Regions from separate parts of the Homo sapiens genome. Here region 2 is linked to region 1. A link is a loop called in an ENCODE intact Hi-C map of the cell type or tissue named here. Cell type or tissue: HCT116. All regions are shown on one strand. Each heading gives the region's core, and the rest is flanking DNA. Links, peaks and the distances in the headings are about the cores only.

Region 1 (4,398 bases), core at 146-4,145:
GCAGAAAACTGGAGCAACATATGACTGAGAGATATGGACACTCCTCAAGAATCCTCAGATATGGATGGAAAGGGTGGTGAGAAGCTTATAGGTAGAAGCTCAAGCCAGTTCATTTGACAATTAAAAGAAAATGTAAATACATAATGAAGGATGCCTCCCCAAGGCTGGAAGTTGGAAATAACCAAGAAATGAACACCTGGAGGGCAGTTAGAGGGTGACGTAGACCACCATGTTCTGTAATCCCATGCTGTTAATTTTGAAAAAGACCCAAGAGATCATCCAGAATGGCAGTTTTAAATCTCGTCCACAAAGCTCTGGGTTTCTCATACGTGACTCAAGGGCTTCCAGACAGCCCCTCGGTTTGGGTCTGTCTTATTCCCTTCACACTGTCATAACAAAACACCATAGATTGGGTGGCTTATAAACAACAGACACTTATTTCTCATAGTTCTGGAGGTTGGGAAGTCAAAGATCAAGGCACCAATAGATTTGCTGTTGGGTGAGGGCCCACTTTCTGGTTCATAGATGGCACCTTCTTGCTGTGTCTTGACATGATAGCAAGGGATCTCTCTGAGCCCTCTTTTATAAGGCAACAATCCCATGCATGACATGCTCTCATGACCTAATCACCTCCCAAAGGCCCCACCTCCTACTACCACATTGGTAATTAGGTTTTAACACAGGAATTTTGGGTAAACACAAACATTCAGACCATATCGGGCACCTAATCCAATCCTCGCTTCATCCAGAAGAGTTGAATCTATATTACATCTTAAGATTCCACATCAGATGTTATTTTTAAAAAATATTTTTGCTGCTACAAAGAAGAAAGAAGCAATGATATCATCTAATCTCCTCACAATACAGAAAGGCAAAGTTGAAGAATGCTAAGTAAGTTGCAACAATCACACAGCAGAGTTGATAATAAAAGCCCGTTCTGATTTTCACTCTGCTCATTCCTCCTTCTCAGCTTCGAGACTGACAAAGGTACCAACAGAAAACAGATGTACACTCACAGTTAGATTGGCTCCTGCAGTATTACGGGTTCTCATCAAACAGAAGTCACCATTGTCCAGATATCAGGAGTCTTCTCACTGCCATAACCAGGTAGTAGAAAAAGGCTTATAGGCCAGAGGAAACTCCTGCCCTCTTTCTGCCTGCTGCAAATATCTATTCTAATACAGGTTCAAGGCTCTGAAGAAAGCTTGAGGCTGACAGAAAAGTCCCCAACATTTTCTTAATCTATCCTCCTGACAAGGGCTCCAAGGATGTCTTGTTTCCGCTGCAGGAGACGGTCTGAACTGCCTTCCCTTACATTCCCGCAATTTGTATCTAACAGAGTCAACCACCATCTCTCTACCAAATTTGTACCTCCTAAGCCAAAAATTAAATTTTAGGAAAGTTCCAGGCATAATGGAAAGAAGACTGGATTGAGAACCAAAAGACCTGGGTCAACAGGACAGTTCTGCCAATTCGCTGTGTGACCGGAAGTTAAGTTGATTAACTGTGGGTTTCAGTTTCTTCATCTGTAAAATGGTTACAATAATACTTACCTCACAGTGTTATTGTATGAGGAGCAAATGAAGTAAGCCACTTAAAACAACTAACCCAGGACATGTGAGTCATTCCATAAACATTGGTTGATTTTTTTTTTTTCACATTTTAGTTCAACCTCACAAAGAAGTACTACAGTACTTGCTTGGCAGTCTATCATTGGTACTCAGCTAAAGCGAGGAGACTGGCAGCAGCCAAAAGGGCTGTGAAGAGGGATTTCTTGTCTGTGACTGAATTCTGGATGTGTTTCCTAAGATGCTGATGTGTCCACACTAAAAGGCAAAGATGTTTGCCAGTGTCCCTCCAGAATATACAATCTGAAGAAAAAAGGCAGAGTTGTTATGTGGTCAGAGTTGACTGTCCGCCCAGACCACTCTTCCTCTGCTGGTCTCTTGTGGTCCAGGGAAAATGTTGGCATCACAGAAAATATGTCATTCTGTTGGTTAAAGCTTGGAGAGTGAGTCAGCCATATAGTGCCTCATGAAGCAGGTGAATCCAACCACCTCTAAAGGAAATTAAGCTCTCTTCCTTCCCACAAGATATTTTAGAACAGTAGACCATCAATTTCACATGGCAGCAGCAAATCCATACTCTCACCTTCCCCTTTTGCCAGGAACCATTATAGGGCTCTTCCTCAACTGCATATGCCCAATCAGGCCACTTACCTAATTCACATAACTGATGCAATCCCTAGCAATGAAAAAACTGCCCCATCTCCCTTGTGATGCATGCCCAGTTGTCCAGTTGTCTAGTTTATAGCTATTCTATAACCTTACACACAGTCCTCTATCCTGTCCTCAGCTGACAGCCATCCTTTCTCATCACAAACTCTACTCTGAATAAACCAAAGGTTTGATTTTCATATTTTGGGTTTTTTTTTTTATTACTGTTTCATCCAACTTGAAACCATAAAAGCAAACTTAATGTATAAGAACAAGCTCAGGGAAAAAGAAATTTGCACATAAGTTGAAACACACTTATTATATCAATCAGCAACTGTCACAATAATGCTGAGTAACTAGCCAACCTAGAACTCAGTGACTACACCATAAGGCTCTGTGATATGGTTTGGATCTGTGTCCCCATCCAAATCTCATGTTCAATTGTAATCCCCAATGTTAGAGGTGGGGCCTGGTGTGAGGCAATTAGATCAGTTTCTAATAGTTTAGCACCATCCTCCTAGTGCTGTTCTCATTATAGAGTTCTCATAAGATCTGGTTGCTTAAAAGTGTACAGGCTGGGCCCGGTGGCTCATGCCTGTAATCCCAGCACTTTGAGAGGCCGAGGCGGGTGAATCACAAGGTCAGGAGATCCAGACCATCCTAGCGAACACGGTGAAACCCCGTCTCTACTAAAAATACAAAAAATTAGCTGGGTGTGGTGGCACACGCCTGTAGTCCCAGCTACTTGGGAGGCTGAGGCAGGAGAATCGCTTGAACCCGGGAAGCGGAGGTTGTAGTGAGCTGAGATTGCACCACTGCACTCCAGCCTGGGCAACATAGCAAGGCTCCATCTCAAAAAAAAAAAAAAAGTATGTAGCACCTCCCACCTCTCTCTCTCTTCTGCCCTGGCCATGTGAAGATGTGCCTGCCTCCCCTTCATCTTCTGCCATGATTGTAAGTTTCCTGAGGACTCCCCAGCCATGCCTCCTGTACAGCCTATGGAACCATGACCCAATAAAACCTCTTTTCTTTATAAATTACCCAGTCTCAGGTATTTCTTTATAGCAGTGTGAGAAAAGACTAATACACTCTTCCTTAGGCTGCAAGTCAGCTGAAATAACTCTATTCCACAGTGGTCATTCTGGGCCCTTTGCTAGAGAGACAGCTGCTGGTATCAAGAGAAGAAGTTGAAGGCTTCCAGAAGTTCATGTGGACACATGCAAAGCATCTTAAGGCCTGGAATCAGAACTCACACACTGTCACTTCCTATGTATTCCATTAACCAAAGCAAATCACAATGCCAAGTCCACATTAGTAGAGTGGGGAAATATACTCCTCTCATGGAGGTAGTGGGGATAAAGAAAGTAAATATTTGCCAAACAATGATCTAATCTACAACACCTATGTACACATCAGCTAGTTACTCCTTACACACTAAACATTTCCCTGCAACTCAATATTTATGTCTTTCTTGCCAGATATTGCCAGAGTTAGAAGTTAGATAATACAATACCTCTATGGATAGGGAAGTTGTCTCTATAACAAAACTTTCATGAGGTCTACCCATCATTGCCTACTCAGCATTAGGTAAGAGAAATGAGATAATAAACAGATATTAGAGCATTAGGTAAGAGATAAGCCTTTCTTCTGGTTGTATGCAGCAGTTACTAGAAATAGATGCATGTATAATGGATGTGTAATTCAAACATACACACATACACAAACCACAGACATTTTTGCAAATTTGGCAGTGCCATGGGGAACCTCCAGCTTGTGGTTTGGCCTTTCATGTGGAGTTTCACTTGAGTATTTGCTTTGGAATTTGATAAACACAGCTATTCACAGGGCTATCATCACATGGTATATTTGCTACCACAGAAACACAGAACGTCTTCTAAAGGAACAGCCCCTATTTATCCTGTAAGCTGAATTCCTGCCATTTCCCAAAGATCCCACAAAATGACTCCACGTGTTCCTACTTCATGGTAATTTGGAATAGGGGGTAATGCATTTGTTTTCCACAAATCCTCTTTTGCCTCCTTCCTCTGGCAGAATTACCTTCATCATGCTTTATTTTAAAACATAAAAAAAAAATCAAGAAGTAGGGAAAATAGTCTCATTTTAACAATTGAAAAGTAGGAGTAGGCAGGGATGAAGTTCTGGCTAGCATGGTCTTCTGGAC
Region 2 (4,398 bases), core at 114-4,113, 68 kb after region 1:
CTTAAATCACTTGCCATTTTAATATCCAATTTCATAAATACAATATTTCCAAAATGTTTGGCCCTTCAGAACAAGGCAGGAGTGAATACATGATAACATCTAGCCATAACTTGCACTCAACAAGAAAAAAAAAAATGGCAATATCCATGGATTGTACAACTCCAACTGTGTTTAAATGCCAGCCAGTCATTTCTTCATCAGGAGCAGTGACAAAATCACAAATTCCATTGCTGCTCTGTCTTCAGAATTGGGTCCAACAAATCAGAAATAACAACCTCCACTAGTTTGTGTGGTCTGGCAAAAGATTAAGCCAAAAAAATTAAATATTTTCCCAATCAGCAAATGTTCCTATGAATGGATTGGCCAACAACCCCAAGTGCATTTCTTTGAATTATATCTTACATGCAATCCCATTTTTTCCAGTGATCCATTAGTTAACCAGAAATACTGTACATATTTTAATGGGTTAGGGGACCTTAAGGGAATTGATGCATCTCAAATGAATGCCTCAGGGGACTCTGGTTTATTACATAGAAGATAATTCTTTCCTGAAAAGGAGCAAGCTTCATTTGAAATTAAGATTTGGAGATCATAAATGGAATCAATTGAGCCAAGAAGTCTTTTGTAATGTATGGCCCATGGGAGACAAATAAGCCTTTGCAGCAGGTTATTCGAGTGGTGAGAGGAAAGGCTAGAGAGCGACACAAACCTCTTCTCCTACCTGCCTCTCATCAGAGCCTGTAAACACAACATTTTTTGAAGGAGACTTAAAGGATTTTCCTGGTCAATGTGCTGCACTAAGAAGTTCTTTCTTCAAAGGGGCAGAGAGGGAGAGAGAGACTGAGAGACAGAGAGAGAATGAATGTTGGTTGTGTTCCAGAATATCTTGACGCAGTTAACCACAAAATAAGTTATTAGCTTATTGTAAGTGCAGCCAGTTTTAAAGTAATGGAGTAATCCACTGTGGATTGCAGCAAGGAAGTGGAACAAAGGGTGTGAAATGAACAGATGGATTTGATTTTAAACAAATTAGGCCCATGACAAGGGATGTAACAAGTCATTTTTTAGTTTTCCATGCTATGGGTTAACTTTGCTTGTGACCTTTCCAGCCTGTGAGCTCATTATTCCTTTACCAGGAACTCAGACCTTTCTGGGAGAACAGCTTTCATGCTCTGCAATTGTAAACTACTGTCTCTTGCTTCTACTAAACTGATCAAACGAGGCACTACAGAGACTGCCAAGACAGAATGCATGATTACTTAATCTTCAAACTATTTGTTCTCTTAATCTCGTACTCATTCTTGGCCACGTTGATAAATACAAGAACAAATGTTCCGGAGGTGTCACACCTGTAACCCTGGGTTCTGAGAGCACTTGACAATCCCCTACTGGCATATCCATTCATGTGGCTGATACCTACTCCAGGCAGACTTGTGACATGGGCCATCTGTGTCCTTTCCACTCTTTCTTTAATCCCCCGTGTGCCTCCCTGTCCCAACTTCATGTGTTCAGTCACAGAAAACCACTGGAGATAGCCCTTCTGCAGTGAGGCACAGCCCTCCGCCAAGCCTGAACTCCCTCACAGGATCCACTGCCTCAAAACGTCTTACTGTCTTCTCACTGCCTCAGTAAAACCCTCTCTCCTTACTGCCAATGCCATCTAGAGCTTTGGACAGAATTGATAGGTGTATAGAAATTCACACTAAGGGGTGAATGATTGGCCCCTTGACCTAAATTACAAATCTCTTGACTCTTCCCTCTCCACAGAACCACTAGGGTGAACGGTCTAAAATGATGATTCCCTGTGACCCACAGAAAATGTGAAAGTTCCCAACTTTACTCCTCCTGGATCCTCACCCTATTCAACCCAGCTCTGCCCAGACATCAACCCTGCTTCTCTCTCTTCTTGTCCCAGAACCCAGACTGACATGATTACCTTTCTTCTAAATCTTCTTAATCTAGAACACACTTGCTCAGTCACAACTATTTAGCAAAATCTGAGGCCAAAATCTTAGTTCAAGCATTACCTCCTCTAGAAACTTCCCTGACTCACACCCACTCAAGCAAAGGTCGTGGCTTACTTTTGGTGTCAAAACCTTACCTAGTTCATGACAGCGACTCTCAGCAACATTCACTTGATTTCTGCAAATTCAGCCCTACCCAAATTGTTCCCTTAATTACCTCTAAAATGTGACTGACATGACACTTTTGTACGAACAAAAAAACAAGGTAATTCAGTGTGTGCGTAAATGCTATGCAATGAGAGTGTGTGGTAGAGAGACACCAACACAAAGAGGAGGCTTGCGATTTGTTCCTGTTCCCGGAATGAGGGATCCTGAAGCCATATCCTTCAGTCTTGTCCCCCAGTTAGATGCCAGGAGAAAGGCCTAAAGGGACTGAGGTGGGGGAGATGCTACAAGGATCCAGAGATTACATCAACCCTGACAGCCACTGGATGGACTGGCGAAGACTGCCTGCCGTTTACTTCTTGCAGATTTGCCCTCCAGATCCCTCTCCTCCCTACAGAGAAGGCTTTGTCAGCCTAGCTCTGAGTTTGTGGTCATGCAGAATCCAGAAAATGTGTGGCAGGAAGAGTATGAGACAGGCAACAGGAATGTGGAATGATAACTGCTTGCGGGATTGGTTCTCAGTTTCTTATTTCTGTGAAGAGAAGTAGCAGGGCAGAAAGAGCAAAACAAGAAGGTGAATGGGTCACAGGGAGTGAGGAGGGGGAGGGAAACTGAAAAGGTACAGGAGTCGGGTCTAAGAGATTCTTTAAGTTTAGCATGGGAGAGGTTTTGAGGCCCTTCAGGGGAGAAAAAAACTGAGCAACAGAGAAAGGGGTTGTTGGGAAGTGTTGCTGTGGATTTCACAAAAACATAAAAGTTGACTTCATTCAAAATGGTGGTTGGCCCTGGGGTGTGGGTATTGACTGACTGAGAAGGGGCACAAAGGAGCCCTCTGTGGTTCTGGAAATGTTCTCTATCTTGATCTGGGAGGTGTAGGCGTGCCAGATAAAATACAGGATGCCCAGTTAAATATTTGGGACACATTAATACAAAAAATTATTTGTTGTTTATCTGACATCAAATGTACCTGGCTGTCTTGCATTTTTGTTTGTTAAATCTGGCAACCTGAGGGTGGTGGTTACATGGTATAGAACAGGTAACCACCTGGGGGTGATTTTGCCCCTGCAGACATGATATAAAATCAACTGGGGGTGATTTTGCCCCTGCAGACATTTGGCAATGTCTGAAGATATTTTTGGCTGTCACAACTGGGTGGGTATGCCGCTGGTACCCAGAGGGTGGAGGCCAGGGAGGCTGCTAAACATCCTGTATTGCACAGGACAGTCCCCCACAACAAAGAATTATCCAGCCCACACAGCAATAGTGTATACCTATGTAAAAACCCAGCAAGAAGACACTTGCTCGAAGCACCCTTGCTCTTTTTACTGTATGTATATTATAATAAATAAACTTATGACAGAAATAATTCTAAACCAACAAAACTATTTACAGTATCAGAGACCTTAAAATGGGTTAAAAAAATGAATTAGATAATGGGATAATGAATCTAAATAACATCAGAAAAAAAATGGACCTCATTTTTAACATTTGTTCATTGGAATGCACTTTAATAAATTTGAGTCCTTGAGGAGACTGAGCAATATGCACTTGATGTGGTTTGGCTCCGTGTCCCCACCCACATCTCATCTTGAATTATACTCCCATAATTCCCACGTGTTGTGGGAGGGACCCGGTGGGAGGTAATTGAATCATGGGGGCAGTTTCTCCCTTACTGTTCTCATGGTAGTGAGTAGGTCTCACGAGATCTGATGGTTTTATCAGGGGTTTCCACTTTTGCGTCTTCCTCATTCTCTCTTTGCCTGCTGCCATCCATGTAAGAGAGGACTTGCCCCTCCTTGTATTCCGCCGTGACTGTAAGGCTTCCCCAGCCACGTGGAACTGTGAGTCCCACTAAACCTCTTTCTTTTGTAAATTGCCCAGTCTCAGGTATGTCTTTATCAGCAGCATGAAAATGGACTAATACACGGCTCCAGGATTTTTCGAGTTGCCTATTTTTTCAGTATTTACATAAGACCTCATGGTTCCCTGTGGTTCCCCAGCAAACTCATAGAGATACCATGAGATATTTTAAATTCTCAAGAGAAACACAGAGGTACTTAACAACTGCCAGACACTGTACAAACTGCTAGCCTCAACTAGTTCAGTTTTAACATGAGGTCACAAAATTCAATATGAAACAGAAAGTGAGGGTTGGTGGTGCTTCCATAATTTGAGAAGCCGTAGTGTTCTCAACTAGCGTACACAATCTCATTAGTAAGTGTGGTCATCTAAAAAATTTTTTTTCTTCCGATTTATGTGTATTTATTTA

The links. A loop is a pair of places that touch in the nucleus more often than their neighbours do. Peaks named below come from ENCODE experiments on the same cell type or tissue, not always from the same donor. Only the 100,000 strongest peaks of a DNase experiment are listed, where the experiment ranks them.
Region 2: a loop joins it to region 1, with 3 times the contacts of the local background. A loop is called at or near these places in 2 of 110 quality-filtered maps.

What each region holds. Positions count from the first base shown.
Region 1 is chr9:81,489,301-81,493,698 of GRCh38, forward strand. No RefSeq gene overlaps it. Among named protein-coding and RNA genes, the nearest start is that of TLE1, 200 kb to the right of the region's middle. In HCT116, for the core only: no CTCF peak of the experiment used is centred there; DNase peaks (open chromatin) are centred at 2,051 and 2,191.
Region 2 is chr9:81,557,341-81,561,738 of GRCh38, forward strand. No RefSeq gene overlaps it. Among named protein-coding and RNA genes, the nearest start is that of TLE1, 130 kb to the right of the region's middle. In HCT116, for the core only: no CTCF peak of the experiment used is centred there; a DNase peak (open chromatin) is centred at 2,571; H3K4me3 peaks cover 804 bases; H3K27ac peaks cover 1,406 bases.